Linked DNA regions of Homo sapiens: region 1 is linked to region 2. The links are chromatin loops, found by intact Hi-C in ENCODE. Cell type or tissue: heart left ventricle. All regions are shown on one strand. Links, peaks and the distances in the headings refer to the core of each region. The heading gives the core; the rest is flanking DNA.

What was found. A loop is a pair of places that touch in the nucleus more often than their neighbours do. Peaks named below come from ENCODE experiments on the same cell type or tissue, not always from the same donor. Only the 100,000 strongest peaks of a DNase experiment are listed, where the experiment ranks them.
Region 1: it touches region 2 in a loop (5-fold over the local background); 6 of 110 quality-filtered maps call a loop at or near these places.

Annotation. Positions count from the first base shown.
Region 1 is chrX:136,119,506-136,126,371 of GRCh38, reverse strand. No RefSeq gene overlaps it. Among named protein-coding and RNA genes, the nearest start is that of FHL1, 74 kb to the left of the region's middle. In heart left ventricle, for the core only: no CTCF peak of the experiment used is centred there; no DNase peak of the experiment used is centred there; H3K27ac peaks cover 548 bases.
Region 2 is chrX:136,028,626-136,035,491 of GRCh38, reverse strand. It overlaps SLC9A6 (solute carrier family 9 member A6), which reads right to left. Exons shown (of 18, transcript NM_001379110.1): 14 at 6,517-6,606; 15 at 5,330-5,360; 16 at 1,999-2,078. Among named protein-coding and RNA genes, the nearest start is that of SLC9A6, 47 kb to the right of the region's middle. In heart left ventricle, for the core only: no CTCF peak of the experiment used is centred there; no DNase peak of the experiment used is centred there; H3K27ac peaks cover 4,333 bases.

The DNA.
Region 1 (6,866 bases), core at 1,247-6,246, 91 kb before region 2:
AATGCAATGCAAATGTAAATAGTCTTAATTCTGTGATTTTTAAAACAAGACAGGAATAAAGAAATAAATAACAATAACTAGCATTTGTTGATGTGCCTGGCAGTGTTTTAACTGGTTTTCATGTATGATCTCAATCATTACAGTAACCTTATGAATGAGGTACTATATTATCCTATTTTATACATGAGAAAACTGAAGTGGTCAGGGGGGTTAAGCAACTTACCAAAGGTCACCCAGTTCTTAAAAGGAGTTACCAGTATTTAAACCCAGGCACCCTTACTACATTATGCTAGAATAGACAGACTTATTTTCATGTATGTGTTCCTGACCTCACTGTGCATACCTTTTTCTTTTTTTTTTTTTTCTTTTCTTTTTTTTTGAGACAGAATCTTGCTCTGTTGCCCAGGCTGGAGTGCAACGGCACAATCTCAGTTCACTGCAATCTCCGCCCCCTGGTTCAAACAATTCTCCTGCTTCAGCCTCCCAAGTAGCTGGGATTACAGGCGCCCGTCACCATGCCTGGCTATTTTTTTGTGTTTTTAGTAGAGAAGGAGTTTTGCCATGTTGGCTAGGCTGGTCTCGAACTCCTGACCTCAGGTGATCCACCCACCTCGGCCTCCCAAAGTGCTGGTAATTACAGGCGTGAGCCACCGCGCCTGGCCCACTGTATGTACATGTTTTAGAGATGTTGGATCATAACTTGCCATTGAGGTACATAATAATTATTTGGGGGCAATTTTTTTTCCCATAGATCAGCAAGATTCCCTTCTCCCTGCCACTTTGTATAGGTCAGTGAATGGAAGGTTCAGAACTCTAAGAGAGATTGTAGCCTAGAGGAGTTCTCGGCAGAACCCCTTTAACCTTCACTCAAGCTAATATTTAGTAATTATCAGATAATGATCCACACTGGTTTCTCTGACATCTCTTGGGAAGTTTCTGCCTTAACAGCTGAACTGTTTCAAAGGTCTGAGCAGATTCCAGAGGTGTGCACACACACATGCACATGCACGCGTGCAAACATGCATGCACACGCACAAACATGCATGCACACGCACGTGTGCACACATGCATGCACACGCACGTGTGCACACATGCATGCACACGCACGTGTGCACACACACACACACCCCATCCAGAACCCACAGTTCTCTGAGGGCCAGGCAATAGGCTTGTCCACAGCCAAATGCTGGGGCCTCACCTGCTCACTGCTGCTTCTCTCAGAGGAGACCTGTTTATATCTTGTATACTCAGGAGGATGGACGCCGTTGACACTAGTGACATCCAATGACAACTTCTTCCTCATTTGAGTCACTGAGTCAAAGACTTGCTCTCTTCTGCACAGAGGTGTTACAGAGTTCTCAAGACATCATGTAAGATGGAAACACTAAAGAGCTCCTGGTGCTTGCTTCCGTTGCCCTTGTTTTATCCTAAGGAAACTGTCTCTTGCAAATGAAGCATTCCTAAGCTTTGCCATTCCAGGTCCTCCTAGTGCCAGTCTGCTTCCAGAGGATTGCTTAGGGTCCCTGACCCAATTATCAACTAGTCAACGCATTAGTGTGTATTTACTTACTCCTATATGCCTAGCACTATGCAGTCTGCTGCGGAAGACTCAGAAGAAACACAGTTAGCCCTCCATATCTGTGGATTTTGCATCCGTGGATTCAACCAACCACGAATGGAAAATTTCTTTCTTTTTTTTTTTTTTTTAAGACAGGGTCTTGCTCTGTCGCCCAGGCTGGAGTGCAGTGGCATGATCTTAGCTCACTGCAACCTCCACCCAGACTCAAGTGATCCTCCTGTTAGTGGTAGAGGGTCTTGACCACAAGTTGTCCAGGTTCTTGGCATTTTGAACAAAGAATTGGACAAAACGCACAGCAAAGCAAGGAAAAAATGAAGCAACAAAAGAATGAAAGTAGGGATTTATTGAAAATGGAAGTACACTCCACAGTGTGGGAGCCAGCCAAGCAGTGGCTCAAGGGTCCAGATACAGAATCTTCTTGGGTTCGAATACCCCCTAGAGGTTTCCCATTGGCCACTTGGTGCTCACCTCATGTAAGCCTGTGATCAGAAGTGAAGTTACAAAGGTCACATTCCTGTACAAACGTCTGATTGGTTGCAAAAAGCAACCAATCAGAGATACTTTAAATTTCTCTTCTGCCCATGCGGAAAAGGTGAGGGTTTGCAAAGGGAGTCACTTCTGGTCCTTTTGTTACTTAGGCATGGAAAGTTAGGGTTTTCTTTTCAATTTAGTTCTAGGAAGTTGGCGTGAAACAGCCCTAGGTTTCCTGCCTCCAGACCCTATTCTCCTGCTGCACTCCCACCTCAGCTTCGTGAGTAACTGGGACCACAGGCAGGTGCCACCACTCCTGGCTAATTTTTGTATTTTTTGTAAGGGGGGGGGTTCCCTGTGTTGCCCAGGCTGCTTTCGAAGTCCTGAGCTCAAGCAATCTGCCTGCCTCAGCCTCCCAAAGTGCTGGGATTACAGATGTGAGCCAGCACATCTGGCAGAAAAATTCTTTAAAAACCTCACAGTAAAAGATAATAATACAACAAAAAAAATACAAAATTTAAAAATGCAATATAATAACCTTTTACATAACATTTGCATTGTAATAAGTGTGATAAGTAATCTAGAGATGATTTAAAGTATACGGCAGGATGTGCATAGGTGATATGTGAATACTGCAACATTTTCTATCAGGGATTATACCTGTGGATTTTGGTGTTCACCAGTGAGTGGTCCTGGAACCAATCTCCCATGGATATCAAGAGCGAGACAACTGTATAAGTCATGGCCAATATAAAGGAAACCCCTCCAAGGGCTCCTAATGCGGAATAAAATCTAAACCTATGTCCATGGCCTGCAAGGCCCTGCATGCCTGTCCCTTGCCCCCCTCCCCCATCTCAGCTCCTACCAATTAGCCTGTCCCTTCATTGAACACACGAAGCTTGTTTCCATTTCAGGGCCATTGTGCTTGTTTTCCTCTCAGCCTACATCACTCTTCCCCACACTTTGATATGGCTGGCTTCATAGACCCCAACCCCAGCTGTCACATTGTCCTGTTTTTACACCTTCGGAGTGCCTATAACTATCAGAAATGATCTTCTTTGTTTACTTATCATCTCATTCTCCCACTAGCATGTAAGTGGCGCAAGGAATTTTTGTCCCTTTTGTTCACTGTGCTATCCCAAGTGACCAGAACAGCACCTGGCAGCTAGTAAGTGTTGAAATAAATATTTAATGAATGAACAGATGATTAAGGACTAACTTAGTTGTGACCCAGATACATAAATAAATCATAGGGTTTGGAAGAAGAGGAGAGAAACAAAAGAAAGACAAGAAAGAAAATTTTAAAGAGGAGGTCAGATATAAACTGGGAGATAGATTGAAACGATGATGATTCAGAACACATTTTATTGTTTTTAGGTATAATCACTCTGATTTGCTGTGGCTCTTCCCTGGATCCTCCGTCAGTTCATTATATTTTAAAAGCCTAACTACATCAATGGGGATGCCATTCAAGCAAGAAAGTCCTTTGAAAATGTAGAATAATTAGCCCTCCTCTAACTTTATCTGTTTTATAAATAATACTCTTGGCATTATTAAGAAATTGACAACTAGGCCGGGCAAGGTGGCTTATGCCTATATTCCCAGCACTGAGAGGCTGAGGCAGATGGATGGCTTGAGCCCAGGAGTTTGCAACCAGCCTGGGTAACAGGGAGAAACGAAACCCTTTCGCCACACACACACACACACAAATTAGCCAGGCATAGTGGCACATGCCTGTAGTCCCAGCTACTCAGGAGGCTGAAGTGGGAGGATCACCAGAGCCTGGGGAGGTCGAGGCTGCAATGAGCTGTAACAGCACCACTGCACTCCAGCCTGGGCAACAGAGTGAGACCCTATCTCAAAATAAATGAATAAATGAATGAATAAATAAATACATAATAAATAAATAAATAAATAAATAAATAAATAAATAAATAAATATTAAAAAAAGAAAAGAAAAGAAATTGACAACTGATTAGCTGTTGACTAGCTTTGGGCAGTAATGATTTTTCCAAACCTCAGTCTCAAAACCTCAGAAGGGGATTACGTTAGCTCAGGAGTCACAGATGCAAAGGGGCCTCCCCCAGGGTCAGCAGGTCATGCAACTGATGGAAGTGAGCCTACAGGAGGACCCTGAGAAACTGGATGGAGTGCATATGCACCCAGTATGTGCCATGCTGCAGTGTAGCCCTGAGATGGCCAGGTTTACCCACTTTTTCAAGAAAAGGCAGAAATCCAGATTTTTATGACTTGTAAATGTTGGCAACTAATTTAAATAGTTTTAAAATACCACCAGGGCCAAGTAAAACATGCCTACAGGCTGAACTTGGCTCACAGACCCCTGTGCTGGATTTCTAAGGTCCTTTCCAACTTCTCAAATGCCTCCCGTCTATGAAATTTCTTTTTAAAAGTTGACACAACATCTGGGTAAACATTCTAAAACCCTGACTAGCATAAAAACCTTTTTTAAGATAAAAAATATTGTTTCAAGTAAAATAAATGTTCACTGTATACTTGATTTCTGGCCAATAACATACTAGATATTTTGATAAAGTTGTTTATTATTTAATTAGGCATAAAGCAAGGAGAACCAGCAATTCAAAGAGAGAGGACTATGCTAAGTGTGATGTCTTAAGGGAAAAATAGAGAAACGGAGGGACTGACTTCTCTAGGTGAGGAGTTGGTGTGAATTTATGTCTACTGCAAAAAACAAAACTCATCCAGAACATTAACTGCAGAGTCCAGATCTTGGTCCTTGAGAAAATTTTAATCTGATTGGATCTGATTTTCAGTTCATTAAAGAAAACAAGACATTTAATGCCAACACCCAAGAATTTTCCACGTTTTTTAGAGAAAGAACTATAATTATGGAAATAGCCAGTCACCCAAGGAGCATATTAAATACTTTAACTATTAGAAGACAGGTTTCTGGAACAACCAAAGTAAACAGTTTCACATTAACTTTTCTCAGATATGATAGTATTGGCTTAGAATTTTTATGATAATCTTAAATCCATTAGTGAGGTCAATTGTTTCCACATTACCAAAACATACTAATGTGATAATTTTTTAAAGCCTTGTTACTGTGCTGGACATTGTAAAACACAGGAAGCCCTGAAACAACAACCTAAAAATATATATTAACAACCTTTGATTTTAAACTTTGATTGATCATGGTGATTTTTTGTATCTTATTCAAAATGTTATAGTAACAATCTGAAAATAAAATTAAGAAAACACTTCAGTTTACAATAGTATCAAAAAGAGTAAATTACTTAGAAATAAATTTAACAAAAGAGATGCAAAACTTCTATTCTGAAAAGTACAAAACATCATGCAAAGAAACTAAAGAAGACCTAAATAAATGGAAACATGTTCCATGTTCATGGTGCAAAAGATTTAATATTGTTAAGATGCCAATATTCCCCAAGCTGATTCATAATTTAATACAATCCCTATCAAAATTCCAATAGCAGTTTTTGCAGAAATGGCAAAGCCAATCCTCAAATTCATTTGGAATTACGAGGGGCCCTGAATGGCCAAAACAATATTGAAAAAGAAAAATGAAGTTGGAGAACTCATACTTCCAAATATCAAAACTTACCACAAAGCTACAGTAATCAAAACAGTGTGCTATTGGAATAAGGATAGACATATAGAACAATGGAATAGAATTAAGAGTCAAAAAATGAACCAATAAGTCTATGATCAACTGATTTCAACATGGATGCCAAGTCCATTCAATGCGGAAAGAAAGAATAGCCTCTTCAACAAATTCTGGGATACCTGGATCTCCAAGTGCAAAAGGAATGAAGTACTGATACAAGCTACAACATGGGTGAACCTTGAAAACATTATGCTAAGCGAAAGAAGCCAGTCGTTAAAAACTTACATATTTATGGTTCCATTTATGTGAAATAACTAGGTAAGCTAATTTGTAGATACAGAAGATAGATTATTGTTTACCTAGGGCTAGAGAGTTGGTAGGAAATAGGGAATGCCTACTAATGGCTACAGAGTTTCTTTTGGGGTGATGGAAATGTTCAAAATTGATTTTGGTGATGGTTGCACAATTCTATGAATACTAAAAACCATTGAACTGTATGTTATTTATTTATTTATTTATTGAGGAGTCTCACTCTGTCACCCAGATTGGAGTACAGTAGCATGATCATAATTCACTGCAGCTTCAAACTCCTCAGCTCAAGCAATCCTCCCACCTCAGCCTCCCTTGTAGCTGGGGCCACCACAGGTGTGTACCACCATGCCTGGCTAATTTTGTTGATTTTTGTAGAGATGGAGTCTCACTATGTTGCCCAGGATAGTCTTGATCTCCTGGGCTCAAGTGATTCCCCACCTTGGCCTCCCAAAGTTCAGGGTGTCAGGCATGAGCCGCCACTCCTGGCCTAACTGTACCTTTTAAATGGGTGAATTGTCCGGTATTTGAATGATATCTCAATAAAGCTGTTAAAATGTGATGGTATTCTTCCACACTTACAGAAATGTAAGATGTATTTATTTCACAGGCATTGGTAGAGTACCTACTATATGCCATGCACTGTGCTAGGTGCCATTGGAGCCAAAACAAAATTTTATATCACTACTGTCTCAGAGTTTATAGTACGGTTCTGTGTATCAATAACTAGAACACATGGAAGAAAGCCAAGACTGAGCCCAAGGAGGCACCAAAAGTTATGATGAGAATAAAGTCAATTCTTAATGGAGGAAGTACCTTTTGGGGCTTTGGAGGGTAGCGGGACTTTGACAGGTACAGGTCAATGAGAAAGGCAATTCCAGCTGCGTGAGGTGGTTAGGG
Region 2 (6,866 bases), core at 917-5,916:
AAACAATAGGGATAAATTACACAGATGTCGAGTGAAAGAAGCAAGACAGAAACGAATACCTAATATATGAATCCATATATATAAAGATCAAAATCAGGTAAAACTAACCCATGTTGATGAAAGTCAGAATCATGGTTACCCCTTTGTGGAGGGGGATAGAGAATGTTCATTTGTATCTTTGTATGGGTGGGAGGCACACAGTTGTTGACACAGGTTGAAATTCATTAAGCTGTACACTTAAGATTCGTGTACTTTATTGTATTCAAGTTATAGCTCAATTATAACAAATCATTTGCCTACACAAATGAACTGAAATCTAAAATAATGAATATTTAATTATATCAGGGCACTAGGTATTAAAATGATCAGGTCTTCATTGAGTAGGACTTAATAGGGCAGTACTGAGTCAAACAAGCCTTGGTGTTTACTTCCATAAAATATACAGAAGAATAAGCTATTATTCTACGCTTTCTCAACATTAGGATCATTGAACTGTTTTATATATTATGTAGAAAATGTACAAAACATTTTATGCAGAAAACTCACTAAAAAATTATTGCTAAATTAGAGGGATGAAAAAGCCCCAAGAGATATGAGAGTGGCTTATATCCAAAACCCTGACAATGGAGCCAAAAGTAATGACATAATCTTTAAAAAATTTTAAGAGCCAGGCTCTCTTTCTCTAATGGGAGTCTTAATACCCCAGATATGCTTGCATTCTTGTTTCCATACAATAATTTAATTTTGAAGTACTTGCAAGCAGTGAATGCAAAAATTACCAAACAGAACATGGTAAGTAGTAGCTTCTAATCATTAAGTGTCAAGTGATTTTTCTTAAATATACAAGGCTTTCATCAGAAAGTTGAAAGCAAGGACAAATTTCTTACACGGTTGTCTCCAATTTGCTTCAATAGAACATAAACCAAGTTTTGAATCATTTACTGATAAATCAGAGCCTGAAAGAACTCCATGGCTGTTTTTGCTAGGTGAATTTTCAAATAAGAAATTAATTTTAATAATGATAAAATGTTTAAAAGGCATGATTTAAAGCAGTGGTCCCCAACTCTTTTGGCACCAGGGACCGGTTTTGTGGAAGACAATTTTTCCATGGACTGGGCTGGGAACAAAACAGTTTTGGGATAAAACTGTTCCACCTCACATCATCAGACATTAGATTCTCATAAGGAGTATGTAACCTAGATCCCTCGCAAGTGCAGTTCACAACAGGGTTCGGGCTCCTGTGAGAATCTAATGCTGCTCATCTGACAGGAGGCGGAGCTCAGGTGGTAATGTTCACTGGCCCATTGCTCACCTCCTGCTGTGTGGCCCGGTTCCCAACAGGCCACGGACCAGTACTGGTCCGCGGCCCGGGAGTTGGGGATCCCTGATTTAAAGAGGTTATAGAATATCAACACTACTCAAAGTACAGCTATGAAACAGACTTACAACAGGGCAAGAAGGAAATCTGGCAAACAAAAACATTAGCTATCTGTGGCATGCTGAACAGAGAGAATCTCCTAGTCTTTGGAAAGGTCAGGGGAAAAAAAAGTGTATTGCTGAACAGCGCAGTATTGAACATTATCGCATTTTGATTTCATTCTCATGCTTTTTCCCAAGCCTTTCCTCTCTTACCCTGCCAAGTACGCAGACAAGAACCAAGAAATACCTTCTGTGGGATTCACTAAATTAGCTAAAGGACAACAAATATTAAAGTTTGCTCAATAAATAAACCTATATATCAAAGAAAGTATGTCATTTGGGCTTTGGTTCCCTTTACACAGCCAGCTTCTGAAATGACCAGTCCCTACGGTTTCATGGGTTTGAAGAGGAATCTGTCTGTGTGGGTTTCCTTTTCCACAGCACTGATGGGGAAAGGGAAGATGAAAGGTAGGTTTTATATTCTGCTCCAGGAAGAGAATAGTCAAAACACTTGTTCCATTAAACTGTAATTATCTATGTCCACATTATCCTTTTTTTTTTTCCCTCAATTAAGGATACTTATGATCAAAGTTGTACCACATCCGGAAAAGCCAAGCACTCTCTGCTTTGGTAGTTCTCCTTTCATTTTCAGGAACACCCTGCAGATAGATAATACAGAAATCAATATCTATACAAAGATATGAACATTTATTTAGAGCCATTCCTTTGGAGAATCAGAAATAGAGGCTACTATATTATAAGACACTCTCCAACAAGGGTAACATTAGAAATTTAATAGTTTGTATATTGCAGCTTTGGAATAGGAAATTGAAATGTTTTTCTGAACACCTCTATTACTCAGGCTGCTTGCTAACTTACGAATCTACTCTCACTTAAAAAATCAATGTGGGGGCCGGGTGTGGTGGCTCATGCCTGTAATCCCAGCACTTTGGGAGGCCGAGGCAGGCAGATCACGAGATCAGGAGTTCGAGACCAGCCTGACCAACATGGTGAAACCCCGTTTCTACTAAAAATACAAAAATTAGCCAGGCGTGGTGGGGCCTGCCTGTAATCCCAGCTACTCAGGAGGCTGAGGCAGGAAGTTCACTTGAACCCGGGAGGTAGAGGTTGCAGTGAGCCGAGATCGTGCCACTGCACTCCAGACTCGGCGACAGAGCGAGACTCCATCTCAAAAAAAAGAAAAAAAATCAATGTGGTATAATTCATGTACTGAACCTGAAAGACTTAACTCTCAATGTAATAATAGCACCTTAGAAAATATCACATCAACATCCCTATATTTGGGAGTCGTCATGGATCTCGAAAATAACTAGCAACTTCAAAGTTGCTACTATGTTCTTGAAACACTAGCAAAATAAAAACAAGTAGGGAAATTCCATGGTAAGCCTGACCAGCTAGGAGGAGAAACTAACATAGCAAGTAGGCGTCTTCTAAAAGTTTCCAAAAATATAAACTGTGTCTTTATTTGTAATATGGTGCAGTCAGCAGTTGGGCAGTTAGGCAATCTGCTTCCAGTCCCAGCTTATTGACATTAAGTAGTTTAAGCAAGTCCCTTTCTCTCTCTGGGCCCGAATTTCTTCATGTATAAAAACATGATGAGGGTTAGAGAATTCTGAAGGCCCTTTCCAGTGCTCATGTTCTATGTTTCCATAATCTTCTTTTCTAAAAGCACAGAATTTAGGCCAGACACAGTGGCTCATGCCTGTAATCCCAACACTTTGGGAAGCCAAGGCGGGTATATCACTTGAGGTCAGGAGTTCGAGTCCAGCCTGACCAATATGGGGAAACCCCGTCTCTACTAAAAACACACAAAAAAATGAGCTGGGCGTGGTGGCAGGCACCTATAGTCTCAGCTACCTGGAAGGGTGAGGCAAGAGAATTGCTTGAATCTGGGAGGTGGAGGTTGCAGTGACCTGAGATCGTGCCACTGCACTCTAGCATGACCGACAGAGTGAAACTTCATCTCAGTAAGTAAGTAAATAAATAAATAAATAAATAAGCAAGCAAGCACAGAGTTTAGATTCTGGGTTTTGGCTTCTTCCTGTCCTTCCTAATGCTCAAAATAAATTTCTCTCTGCTTCAACGTGTCACGTGTCATGTATCAACTTATATATAACACAAAAATGTTTGGAAACACTGTATGGGCTTACGAAAGCTGAAGAACACCTGCAATTCCTTTCACATCATAGAAGTATCTTTCTGTGCCTCCACCTCTTGAAGAACAACATTTCACCACCCCTCACCACATGAACACCTGTATACCCCACCCCCACACACTCCATACTTAGTATAAGGTTCCTCTGTGCTTTCTCGTGGACATTCAAAATATTAAAGGAACAATATAACCAAGACAGCCACAGGGTTGTTTTTTTTTTATTTTGTTTTTGTTTTTCCAGACAGAGTCTCGCTCTGTTGCCCAGGCTGGAGTGCAGTGGCACGATCTCCTGCCTCAGTTTCCTGAGTAGCTGGGACTACAGGCACCCACCACCACGCCCAGCTAATTTCTGTATTTTTAGCAGAGACAGGGTTTCACCATGTTGGCCAGGCTGGTCTCGAATTCCTGACCTCGTGTGATCCACCCGCTTTGGCCTCCCAATATGCTGGGATTACAGGCGTGAGCCACCATGCCCGGCCCAGCCATAGGGTTTTGAAGGTATGGGAAAAAAAACGGTCCTTTGTTCTGTATGTCACGACTGGCACTCACCTACCTGGCTCTCTCCCTGTCACTCCTTTTCCATTTCTCCTCTGTGGTTACACAGGTGACACAGCTGGTGGAGACTTACACAGTGATCGAGCATTTGTCTTTTGAACTGCATGATTAACTTTATTCTTGTTTTCACACAGGGAGGAGGCACTGAGGAATTATCACCCCTTGGACACTACACCAGGAGCCCGGCATCATGGGAATTTATCCAGCTTGGTTTTTACAAGTATGTCAAGCCCATGGAATTCTACTTTAAGGCTCTGACCACAAGAGTCAAGTACTTACTATATCTCATACATACATTCACACTCATCACTCAACAGCTAACAAAATTAGCATTTAGGAAATGAATCTGAGAAATGTTTTTTTTAACCTCACCCTGAAGACAAATATACTGACTGTGGTTTGTTTCTGACAAGAAAAAAATTGTGTTTTGAAAGAGATGCTTTCCATGTTCAAAAATCTAATTTCTGTGATTTCTCATCTAACGTCTGATATGGAGACACATATTCAATGGTGCTCAGAAGCAATTGAAAAACAGATGGAAAATACCAGACAAGGGTAGTCAGTCTAGAGAGGGCAGTGAGTTACAATGCATTCAGTCCAACGGGCTCAAGTTCATAGCAACAACTGAGAAACTGACACAACAGAAGGAAGGAAGCAAGGAAACGTGGCCAAGGCTGAGGGGCAAGGTAAGAAAGTGCGTTTCCCTGAGCAGGCAGGGAAGACTGGTTGAAGATTCAAAAGCTTCTAGGCAGTTCTCTAGGGCAGCTGCTGGTCATTCGATTTGAAAGTTACACAGGAAGAGCAGCTGGAGTGGGGCTTACATCAGAGACAAGCCTTCATGCGCAAACCAAAGTGGAAAAAGCCTCCCCGTGCCAGAGGAGTCACTCGAAAACCCAGGAGTGCTTAAAAGACTGCTCTCCTCTGGGACAAAAGCCCAGGCAGGATGGCCCAGAGACATGAAAGCTGTCACCCTTGATAACCACACACTATGGCACTGTGGCAAACTTGGTTTTGTCTCTATGGAGCAGTGAGAAAAGCCAGGAATGATATCATTCCTCCAAAGCTGAGGCAAAGAGGACAGGATCTAAATAGAAGGTTGAAGTTTATAGTAGATTGTTTTCTTTCCAAATGACTGCACATTTGACAGAAATGCCAGGAACAACAAAAACGCATATTTACCAAGTGTTCTTGGTCTGAATCAACACCAACCCTAAAGGAGAAAGACAAAGAGCAAATGAGATTTTGAAGCCAAAAAATGGTCTATTCACACATATACATTGTCAGGCAACTACTTTTCTCAACACAGAAGCTATGGAATGGTTAATGTTTTCTTGCTTCTCTATAGCTGTTGATGCAGATTTTTGGCTCCTGCCACTTTCCTTAGCAACAGCTTGGATTCTAAGGCAAGCAGGGTGTACCCATGATTCTCTTCCTGCAATCTTACTTACCAGTTTCAGAAAAAAACAGCATTTTTTTTCTCTGAATATAGGTCCACTCGAAGCGGAATCAGGGAGAGCAGCACTGCCCCAGTTGCTAAATAAGAATTACTGGCTAGCTCCAAAAACAAGGATGGCACAGTGCAATTCACTTCGCAGCTCTCATGGCAACATTCTGTTACGATGACTGAAGAGAGGGCCCAATTACAGGTTTTTCATAGGCTAATGGATAGACATTAGCCTTGCTTCTTCACAACTCTTGTTTTATCTGTTTAAAATTCCTGCTTTCTGTATCCCAGGGAAAAGCTTCACTACAAAGTTCTCTGGCTCCTCTCTATTCCCTAAACACGGGCACTCACAAACTCTGTTCATTCCTCCTCTAAACGGTCTCTCAAGTCTTCTCTCCTTTCCATCCCAACTGCTCAAGGGCAGCCCTCATCCTGAGGCTCACGGGCTCTGTCGTGGAAGCTTTTCCAGCTGCCAGGCTCTCCCCGAGAGTCAGCTGTCGCCAGCATAGAGCTCGCTGTGTTACTCCCTTGACAAAGGACTCTGAGAGTGGCTTACAACCCAGAGGGTCAAGTCTGAAGTCTTTTGTGGGGCATTCAAGACTCTCTACAAACTAGCATCCCCACCCCACTCCAACCTACTTTTCCATCCTCATTTCCCATCATTCTCTTCTACATGCCCCATTCTAGCTATACCTGCCTGCTCATCTCCCCAAATCCATCCTCTCCTGTGCCTCCCATGCCTTTGCTCATGCTGTTCTCTCCAGCTGCAATGTGCTTTCCCTCATTTTTTAAGCGATTTTCAAGTTCCAAAGTAACCATTCTACGACCCCTTCAAGCAGAATCATTTTCTCCTCTGTGCATCTGCAGCACTTTCTACAGTCCTTTATTATGATACTTAGCACAGTAGAGTATAGTTATTTACCTGTCAGTCTCCCCAAAAAGACTGTGAGTTCCTTGAGGGTAAAGGCCATGTCTCAATTCATCTCTGTATCCCCAGAGTCTAGCACAGTACCTGACACACAATAGGTGCTCAAATGTTTATTGATTAAATTAACTACTACAGACAACACAGAAAAAATAGCAGTACTAGAAGCTGTAGCAGTAGCATCCCAGAACACAAATAACACTGAAGGGAGAAAATGATGCAAGGCTGCATCTGGAAAGCAAGGGAACCATGGTCAAGGACCTGAAAACAGATTGCTATGACCAGATTCATAATTCAAAGAATGGCTCATTTTTCCTTTGTTAAAATGGCCAGGAGCTGTTTTAACA